Linked DNA regions of Homo sapiens: region 1 is linked to region 2. A link is an interaction called in ENCODE POLR2A ChIA-PET data of the cell type or tissue named here. Cell type or tissue: OCI-LY7. All regions are shown on one strand. Links, peaks and the distances in the headings refer to the core of each region. The heading gives the core; the rest is flanking DNA. Region 1 overlaps CAMKMT (calmodulin-lysine N-methyltransferase). Region 2 overlaps CAMKMT (calmodulin-lysine N-methyltransferase).

Region 1 (5,387 bases), core at 162-5,161, 60 kb before region 2:
ACGTTACAGAAAAATATGAGCCTAAGGGAAAGAGAAAGTTCAACAAACTTCTTACAATTCCATCCAGTGATTCTGAAGCTGAATTAGTACTGACTGCAATAAAACCTAGTAGATTATTTCAAATCTTCACTGCCTAGATGTGCGAAGTCCTGTCAGAATCTCCTCACCAAATCTGTGCACTTTATACTAAGGTGAACATTTGCCCAGCCTGTTCTTTAAGCTAGCCTAGAAAATCTTCCCACAAGAAACTTTCTACCCTTTTTCCCCAAAACCATGAATCTCAATAATCTTACATTGATTATAATTTGGAAACACTTTATTCAAATTGCTTCAAAGAAAACCACCACCAGGCCCCCAAGTTTCCTTAGTGAGAAGCCAAAGACTTTAGAGACACTAGATTCTCCAGGAAGGTATATTAGTGCTTTTTAAAGAGCTGCATGTTGTCTCTGGTTAGTAAACGATGGTTCATGTCTTAGATGAAAGAAGGATGAGAGCCAATGGGTCTGTGCTCTTCTCCAGTTGGAAGGTGAAAGTGATATGAAAAGGCTATTAGGGAAAGTATATTTTTCTGCTTACTTTTCTTATCAATGGTATATTTTAAAAGTATTCCTTGGCCGGGCGCGGTGGCTCACGCCTGTAATTCCAGCACTTTGGGAGGCCGAGGCGGGCAGAACACGAGGTCAGGAGATCAAGACCATCCTGGCTAACATGGTGAAACTATGTTACTAAGTTCCTCTAGCTACATAGCTAGCTAGAGTCTCCCCAGTGGCAGCAATTGTCAACATTCCTGTGGTCAACTACAATAACTCCATTGACATTCAATTCAAATTTTAATTCTACTGTTCTCACTTTTAGTTTCTTTGTTGTACCTTCCTTTTTGTTGGTCAGTTTTCCTTTTTCAGTTACCCCTTTTCGTAAAGTGTCACGTTGGTTTATCACTGGGAGACAGGGAAAAGCAAAACTACATTCTTTGCTGTCTGTGCATGGACTGAATAATGAAGTGCAGTGAACAATCACCAACAGACTTAAAAGAAGTGATGTGATTGGTCACTGATCATGATGCGCATGTGTTATTTACATAGCAATTTGTAGAGACCAAGCAGTGAAGTTTGTACTTCATGCAGTTACTCATAGTTAACATTCTGTGGTAACTGAAACTTGAACTGTGTTGCTCGGGGGACAACTGTGATAACTGAAATTTGTGAATATTGAAACTATGGGCCGGGCACAGTGGCTCACACCTGTAATCCTAGCACTTCGGGAGGCTGAGGCGGGTGGATCACGAGGTCAGGAGATCAAGACCATCCTGGCTAACACGGTGAAACCCCGTCTCTACTAAAAAAATACAAAAAAATTAGCCAGGCGTGGTAGTGGGCGCCTGTAGTCCCAGCTACTCAGGAGGCTGAGGCAGGAGAATGGTGTGAACCCAGGAGGTGGAGCTTGCAGTGAGCCGAGATCCCACCACTACACTCCAGCCTGGGCGACAGAGTGAGACTCCGTCTCAAAAAAAAAAAAAAAAAAAAAAAAGAAACTATGAACAGCAATGATTGCCTGTATAAGGATGTTCACTACACCATTATCTGTATTAGGAAAAAGTGGAGATTAAAAACCCGAATGAAGAAACAGTTAAGTAAAAGTTAGCACATCTACACTAGGCAATTGTTAAAAAGAATGAGGTCAATCTTATATGTATTGACAGGGAAGGGTGTCCAATGACATGTCATGAAAAAAAAGCTTGTTGTAGAACATTATGTATAGTATAATGCCATGTATATAAAAAAGAAATATTTATGTATATTTGTTTATTTTTATATTTAGGTTTGATAGAAAAAGCTCTGGAAGGCCCACCTAATTGTCAGCAACAATTACTCCTGCAGAGTAGAAATTGAGGACTGGAGTTTGGTGGTGGGCAGACTTTCAAATTGTATTCTCACACTTTTTAATAATTTTTTCCCCAATAAATGCATGATTATTTATTAAATTTTCAAAAAAAGTACAAAAATTTAAAATCTCATATGAGGAACCATTTAAGATATTTTGCCTGTCATGGAGAACATGATGGCATTCTTCAAACATTTGAAGGGCCGTCATTGGAAGAAAGATTACATTTGTTCTGAAAGATATTGAACAGCTGATATGGGACCAATGGATGCAATAAAATCATTTCTTAAACTATAAGAAATGTAAAATCCTTTTAAAGACCATACACAGGGCTTTCAGTCAGAATGCCTGAGTCTTAACTCCTTCACCATCACTTACTAACCTTGGGTGTATTTCTTAACCTTTCTAGGTCTCAGCTTTTGTATCTGTGAAATGAGTAATCAGACTAATGCTACCTTTGAGAGCAGTGATATCTTCAAGGTGAAGTTAGCGTTGCTTCATAACCCTTCTATAATCTCCACCAGCTTTCTCCCCTAGACTACCCCAAATAAATATACAATCTAAGTAAAAACAAAAACATGAGCCAGCTAGGTGAACACAGCTTCCAGACAAGTACTATAGTCATCCACTTCTAACCAAATTACTACTATAAACCCTTTCTTTATAAAAAGTCATCTAGAGCTGCCACTGCCTCAGAAGGTGTTGAAGGGATTAAATGAGATATTTAATATAACACTTCTAGCGTGATGCCTAGCACATAGTAAATACTAATGAAACAAAAATCACACATACACATATCCCACTAAATCATGATATAAGTGAGATGACATTTTAACTGGGGGTATATTGAACAGGTTTTTCCCTTCAGTGAGGGGGGGAAAATGGTTTGATAATTAAAAGCCTAGCACACTCTTGTTGCTCTTGGATCCTGTTTCCTTTCAGTTTTCCTGCCCTTGAGGTTCAGTGACTTTTCTCATTCTTTTGTTAATTCGGCCACCATTTATTGAGTACCTACTGAGTTCCAGGTTCAGTCCTAGGTGCTGGCCGTACTAAGATGAAAAAACAGGGACTCTGTGCTCAGACGGCTCTAGTCAGAAAGAGAAGGAAGTTGGATAATTGCAATATGATGTGATCTGGATTAAAAATAAAGGTCTGTAAATGACATTAATGGAGCAAGCAGAAAAACATACTGAGGTCAGTCTGAGGGAGCCAGAGAAAGCATCCTAAAGGGAGAAACGTCTGAACTGGAGCTTGAAGGGAAGACAGGCATCTGCTGGGTAGAAATCCTCTTCATAGGATGTATGCAGATGCTGCTTGATGTGGGTTGTGAAATTTTCCATGACTGTTCATAAAGCTGAAATGACAGTAAATTTTGGCTTCTCTTTTTCCCAACATTTGGCTGTAGTGATGGAAAACCGAACAAGTAATTATTCAAATATGTTAGAGATGTGATAGAACAAACTCACCCATTCCTGCTCTCCTGTCCTTACCCTGTGGCTTTCATTCTTAGTATCAAGCGGGTCACTGTACCTTTAGCCAAGGCCTTCTCCCTGTGAAGCTTTGTAATTTTATCAGGAAGGAAAGTCTTTCCCCTAAATCTTCCACTTATGTCTCATTAGACAGAATGGTGTCACGCAGCCACCATAAGTTGTGAGGGAGGCTGAAAATTAATCTAGCAAACTACAGTGCCTGCCAGAGCAAGAAATACAACTTCTCCATAATTCCTATCTGGTTTGGTCTTATTTTTATAGTTGTAGCCATTTGTTTTAGTTCTCTGGGGTTTCTTTAACAAAGTACCACACACTAAGTTACCTAAAACAACAAAATTATTCTTTCACAGTTCTGGAGGCTAGAAGTCCAAAGTCAAGGTGTAGAGCCATGCTCCATCTGAAACCCCTAGGGGAGTCCGTCACTGCCTCCTTGTAGCTTCTGCTGTCAATCTTTGGCGTCCCTGGGCTTGCAGCTGCATCACTCCAGTCTCCACCTTTGTCGTCACCTGGTGCTCTCCCTGGGTGTCTCTCTGTCTTCACGTGGCCGGTCATATTGGACGAGGGGCCCACTGTACTCCAGTGTCACCTCATCTTAACCTAACTAACAATATCTGCAGTGACCCTGTTTCCAAATAAGGTCATATTTTGAGGTATTGTGGGTTAGGTGGAGGGAAGGAGATCAATCCATAATATCATTGCTTTGTGCTTAGTATATAAATAAGAAATGCTCTATTTCCAAGTGACGTTTCTTTATACCTAGGATTAGTAATGAACTTTTAAAAGCCTTATTTTTATTCCTAGTTTGAGAAACAATTACTTTAACTACAAAATTGTGGCAATATGAAAGATTACTTGATAAACCATTTTCAAATAACTGGTTACAAATTTAGAAGAAAGTTTAAAAATCCAGACTATACTGTATGCCAAAAAAATGTACACATGTGTTAAAGAGTTAAATATTTTATAGAATTGCAGGAACTGGTCTTTTGAATATTTGTGTGGTTATAAGAATCAGTAAAGATTATAAAAGATTCATAAGTCCTAACTGTATAAAGTTGTAAAACTTATTGCACAAGAAAAAAAAAAAACAGTGGGAAATGACAGACTGGAAACATTACAACGAATAATTCAGACAATAGACATGAACAATTCATACAACTATTAAGACCCCAATAGCTAGCTGGTCAAAGGATGTGGCCAATCTAAAAACACCAGGTTTGTTAAGCAAGCATATGGGAAAATGTTCAGTAATAGTTTAAAAGTGCAGTTTAAAGTGAAGTGTGACTGATAAATTACTCTATTGCTGATGGTGATATAAATTGATATAATCCTTCTGAAGAGCATTTGGCAAATACATCCAGAGCTATAAAATGTTCATTCAATTGATGTTTCTGGGAACTTACCCTAACTAAATAGGCTAAAGAAGAAAAAAGCTGTGTTTATGAAGCTGTTAATTGCAGAACCATTTGTAATAAAGTGAAAACTTGGGAGCAATCTAGTTACCTGAAAGTAGAATAGTCAACTGACTTACGCATCCTTTTTTTGGAATATGCAGACATCAAAAGTTCTTGTAATGACCTGTGGCAACATGAAGAAATACCTGTGTTTTAAAGTTGCATGTTTTTTAGCCAGACGCCGTGGCATATGCCTGTAATCCCAGCACTTTGCTAGGCCGAGGCGGGTGGATCACCTGAGGTCAGGAGTTTAAGACCAGCCTGGCCAACGTGGTGAAACCCTGTCTCTACTAAAGATACAAAAAAAGGCACTCTAGCCTGGGTGACAGAGTAAAACTTTGTCTTAAATAAATAAGTAAAGTTGCATGTTTTTAGAAAGTGGCATCTATGATTGCAGTTATGGTAAATTTAAAAGTATGCATGTGGAAAAAGTCAGCAACAGTGAGATAGTGAAGTGTGTAGAAGGTATTAGGGAGCCTGGAGTTGTGTTAAGGTGAATGATTACGAATCCTTTTCCCAACTTTCGTATAATTTAAAAAATATTTAAATGTATTCAACTTAC
Region 2 (5,387 bases), core at 276-5,275:
CACTAATGAGGGAACCCCCACTGATTTGCCTGCTTTGTGACTTTTCTATTTCATAATTATTTTTAAAACGCAAAACGACATGAGGTAGCCTAGTCATGTCTCTACAACTTCCTGGTAGCGCCGTTCTTACTGCAGATGGCAATTTGTTCTTGTAACATATATCTCTCTCTGACCATTTTCATCTAATTTGTATGGGTTCTACCATTTCTTTTCTCTCTTTCAGGGCCCTTGCTGTGTGTGAGCTAGGGGGTGGCATGACATGCTTGGCTGGGCTCATGGTAGGTCTTTTCTCCATTCCAATCCCATTCAGAGGGAGGAACAAAAGGAAAAATGTTCCAGGGCCTCCAACTGCTGGGTCAGAGAACCGTCAACAGCATCAGCTGCGGTCAAGCTGCCGGGTCTTGAGAGACCTTCTAGATTGACTTACTTTCGGATCATATTGATTTTATGGTTGCCTCGATGAGCAGAAACATTTTACCTCAGTGTAGTCAATATTGCTTGTTGTGACATTCCAGGCCTCGCACAGTCTTTCTTTGCCATAGCGAAAGCATTTTTTTTTTTTTTTTCAGATTATAGTCCCATTTGCTAAGATACAGGAATAGCCCGGCGAATCACAGTTGGAGCACCATGATATAGCTGCTAATGTTTTGCCTGCATTATTACACCAACAAACATGATCCAGAGCGCTCAGTAATTAGATTCTTTTGAATTAGATTGGCCATTCAGGAACGTCGTTCCCCATTCTCTGGGTTCTGAGTCATGTATTCAGGAGATATTATGTAGCAGCACAGTGCATTAGACAAGTTTTTATGTCTCTACAAATAAAAGCATATTGTTACACTGATTGGCATTTGACAAACCTGTCGCTCTTATACAATGTGTCGAGGTTACAGCCCAATGTGCGAGCATGTCAAAGCTCACAAAAAAATTACCCTCACAAAGCCATCTGCCTGCAATGCAAAGTTATATGAAGGGCATCAGGCAGTCAGACAGAAGCAAGCTGAAAGGCAGAGTGACAGCCTTGTATGATGGCTCTACTAGATAAACAGAAGCCCACAAATGAAAGCCTCTCAGAATACCATCATCCGCTGTCACAATGCAATTACCGAACAGAATGATAGCAAGATAGAGGCTCCCGCAAATGGAATGATAAAAGTATTGACTGATTTGATTGAATGATTAAAATAATGCAGACATAAAATGAAAAAAGATTGAAGATTGTTACAGAGAAATAGGTGAGGAAGCATGATACTGAAGGCTTGTCACTCCTGTCTTCACTTCCACACAGACAAGCATATTTGCTCATTGTTTGCTGTGCTCCCTTTTTTTTTTCAGGTTGCTATTTCTGCAGATGTCAAAGAAGTTCTGTTAACTGATGGGAATGAAAAGGCCATCAGAAGTATCCTTATTCAGATAGAAAACGGGTTTGTTGTGCTCATTCCTTTTTCCTGGCTGAGTAACAATTGATATAAAGAAAGACAGCATGGGGTATTAAAAGAGAGTTTCCCCCCTACATACATGATAAGTAATTAAGAAAAAGTAGAAATATATGAATTCCTTGCATACAACTCCGTAGGTTTTTTTCTTTCCATAGATTTTTATAGACATCTCTCATGAAAGGAGCCTATTTTTGTGGACCTCCCGAGGCAATAAGAAAATTTGTTTCATAATAATTTTCAAGCATTCTTGTTCTTTTATTTCCATTGGAATTTGCCAGTGTAAAACAAATTATTTGGTATTTATTGTATTTGGATATTGCTGGCAAATATTAACTTCCAGCTTCATGTTTGTTATTACATTTATACACTTGATATTGTATGTACTGTATAATATTGTGCCTGGTCTAATTGCTGAGGGTACCTATATCCCCCACTGGAACAGCTGTCAGTTCTTCATTATTTCCTTTTATTTAGGATTTTATTTAGGATTATACAAGCTATCTCTATTTTTCTGCTATGCTATTGCAGTTCAAACTCCATTAGATTATGCTTTACTAATATGTACACAGAGTTCATGAAAATTGAACTGTACTTTAACTAAGAAAGCAAGCATAAATGTAGCTACTTTAGCAGTCGAGCTGATTTGTTCAGGGGCAGTTAACAGCTGTTAGAAACTGAGAGGAAAAGTGGCAGATATGTTTGCTTTGGATTTTTTTTTTTTTTTTTTTTTTTTTGGTGTGCCTTACATTTACATTATGAGGGAGACAATCTACTTATTTGAATTTTAAGCTCCTAAACTGCCAAAGCAGTTTTGATTTCTGTGGCATCTTACATACAATCTATTTCTGATTTTCTTTTTCGACTTCTGCCATATGATTTTTTCAAAATATGCAGCAGCTTCATCAAGCTGCTCAAACAGGAGAAAGGAGGAACGAGAAGCACAGTAGCTAATATTGTTCAGTAACACTTGTATGCTCTACAGAGCCCCACCCAGCTAATTGCCTGACAGACTTAAAAAAAATTCAGGAAGGAAAAACAGCCAATCACAATCTTGGCCTTTCACACAAGGGAAGGAGATCACAAAAGGTGCTTCCTTTTTTTAAATGCAGGATTTTAATCACGTTCTTGAGACTGTCTCAAGTTTTTCAAAATATTCCTGAAGATGAGCAGATGTTTTTTCATTCACTCTGCTTTATTCTGAGTTATTTCGTGCATGTATCCATGTATCATTTCACTGTGCTCCTCCTCCTTATGTCAGGGAATACAGAGCAAGAGGAAGCTCAGGTATGCCAGCTCAGCCCCAGAGAATTTTTAGAGGGTGGGGGGAGCAGGATTATTGGACAAGAGAAGATTATTTTAGCCACAGAAACTTTCAGCTTGGGCCCGGTAACCTAAGGTTTTTTTCAAGTCAGCAGGTGTCTTATTTAATAGCGTCAGAAACCAATTAGAACTTTTATCAAACTATGGGAAACATCTGTAGTCAGTATGTAAGTCTAATTGTTCTAAAATTATTATTGAGCTAAACTACAGAGCTTCCAAAGAAGGGAAGCAATGCTAATGTCATTAATTAACACACCTTTGCTTTAAACAACAAAGATGCCATGCCAGCTTTTGAAATCAGAGAGGAAATCTCAGATTCTGTATTCATTCTGCCGGCCTTTCAAAGAAATGATTGGTACAGCCCCCTCCCAAGAAAATGGATTTTTAACATTTGGTCCTCAGAAGCTCAGCCCTGAGAGTGCTTTATTGTGCTGGGTTTTACAATGGGTTTAATATAGCGGGGTGCCAAAGGGCAGGAGGGGAAGAACTTTACAAAGTAGATAAAGTAGGTCTTTTCAGGATGCAGACCAAAACTGGTAGTGTGTTTTATTTCATCTCTTAGGACTTTCCTGATGGAGTTCCGTTTTTACCATGCAGTTGTTCTGTGTTTGTATGCCTTTTTCTGTTGTAACCAGATCTAATTTTTTTTAATTAAGAGAAAAAGCATGCATAAAGCCTTAAAATTGGCAATGTGTTTTTCCTGCTTTTAATACTAATGTTATTCTTGATTTGCTAACAGAGCTTACAATTGGCATTCGTTGTCATCTGTTTTACTGACTGAGGTTAATATGAATGATTTTTTTTTCTATTTGCATGCCCACTTTCTGTAAGAATAACTAATTCACTGAATCACATACTATTGATGCATATAGATTGAAACAAACTTATTTAAAAATTACTGTTTACATCTTTCCTTTAAAATTTTAGGAAGTCTAAATTATATAGCAGTTGTAGGATATTATTCAAAAATTACTTTCTAAGAAGTAAAAGTGGATGTCAACAAAAAAAGGGGGAGAAACATTGCCAGAAGCCAGAAAATCTGTTAGTAAAGCTGCTAATTATTCTTAATGGGCAAGATGAGCACATTAAGAAACAAATGAATACATCAGTGAAATGTAATTGAAAATTGGCCTGGCAATGGCATATCGCATCTGAGTATTGGCCTGTATATTATTCTTATCATTTTAAAAATTATTTTTTTTGTTCTTGGCTTCTGAATTTAATGAATCCAACTGAATCTTCTTAGTCTCTTAAGCTTCTAAGATTCTGATTTTTACCTTTTTTTAAAAAAAAAAACAGCATTTCCTGATATTTCCTTTTAATTTTATATTATTTCTATTTGTTTTAGTATGTGAGGCAATGAATGGATTGGTTCTGAATCTTTATATCACAGAAGCATGTCAACCAGTTTTGAGTTTATTTATTATCTCCCTAAAATGTATCAGATGGATTGCCTATGTCTTCTTGAGTTTTCCAACTTGACTCTGAAAAGCTAGATGTTGATCTGAGATTTATTAAACAGAGATGTCTGGAAAGATATTAAGACTTGAGGTAAAAATTTTTAAGTCACAAATATTTTCTTAGATTCATGGGTAGTTTTCCCTAAAGTCTCCTTGATCCTTAAACTGCATTGCTGGGTCTACGAACTCAAAGCCCCCACACCTGAGAGCTGCTCTTCCCTACAGATGCCATTTTATCTGTACCCCAAGAGAACAAAGGATAAATTAGAAATGGGATCATTTGGTTTGTCCAGTTCTCAAATTTATTCTAAAATAGTGTGAAACATGTTCCTTTTCTTTTTTTTTTGGCAATGCCCCTTTAGTGTCAAGAAAGAAATCTTCAACTGCCCACATATAATAATTACTCCATAAGGTTTGTAACTTGTGATAACAATGACCTAGGAATAGGAGAGAGACATGGTATACTGAGTTATTATTGATGCTAAGCCTCTTCTAAATTATAATGAATAAAAGTAGAACTCCTGAAGGTGAGCAACCCTCTCTGGCTACAATCACTAATGTGCCCAGCACAAGCACCCTGCCTTAGTAAACATCTAGCAGTTCTATGCAGAAAATTCCAATGTTTGGTGACCCATTTCTCTGTAAGCATCTTATCCCCAAAGTATGCACAGTGTGGATCATGATCTTGAACTTAGGATTCTCCAAAAATGGGTAAATCCCCTGTGCTTTTTAAAGGAGACACCCCTGGTTTAACATTATTTTTATTTAATACAATCCCTGACTTGAGTAACTAATAAGTGAAGCTTCGTGTGGGCTGTGCAGCCTGTACCATAGATGGTTAATAACACGGAAATCCCGGGCCATCTTCCTGTGTCCAGGCTTCTTCTTCCAATGCCGGCTGTACTTCCATCTACTGATGAGTCATAAGTAAACTATATGTGCCTCAGATTGGGTAGCAGCACAACAAATATGTATTTTTTGGAATTAAATTAAAATTAATTCAACCAATATTAATGGCATGTCATTACAGGTGCTAAAGATACAATAGTGAACAAGATAGGTCTAGTACCTATCCTTGTGGGGCACAGATTTTGCCTTGGCTAGAATACATTTATATACATGAAGGGCAGAAGTTCTTTGATAACTTTGGTTATTTAAATTCTACAGT

Evidence for each region. ChIA-PET counts read pairs that join two places held together with the same protein. Peaks named below come from ENCODE experiments on the same cell type or tissue, not always from the same donor. Only the 100,000 strongest peaks of a DNase experiment are listed, where the experiment ranks them.
Region 1: POLR2A ChIA-PET joins it to region 2 with 19 read pairs; 2 of 35 experiments call an interaction of 5 or more read pairs at or near these places.

Annotation. Positions count from the first base shown.
Region 1 is chr2:44,646,405-44,651,791 of GRCh38, forward strand. The region is part of intron 3 of CAMKMT (calmodulin-lysine N-methyltransferase); the gene reads left to right. Among named protein-coding and RNA genes, the nearest start is that of CAMKMT, 290 kb to the left of the region's middle. In OCI-LY7, for the core only: no CTCF peak of the experiment used is centred there; no DNase peak of the experiment used is centred there.
Region 2 is chr2:44,706,064-44,711,450 of GRCh38, forward strand. It overlaps CAMKMT (calmodulin-lysine N-methyltransferase), which reads left to right. Exons shown (of 11, transcript NM_024766.5): 5 at 224-278; 6 at 1,336-1,399. Among named protein-coding and RNA genes, the nearest start is that of LINC01833, 230 kb to the right of the region's middle. In OCI-LY7, for the core only: no CTCF peak of the experiment used is centred there; a DNase peak (open chromatin) is centred at 2,458; H3K4me3 peaks cover 683 bases.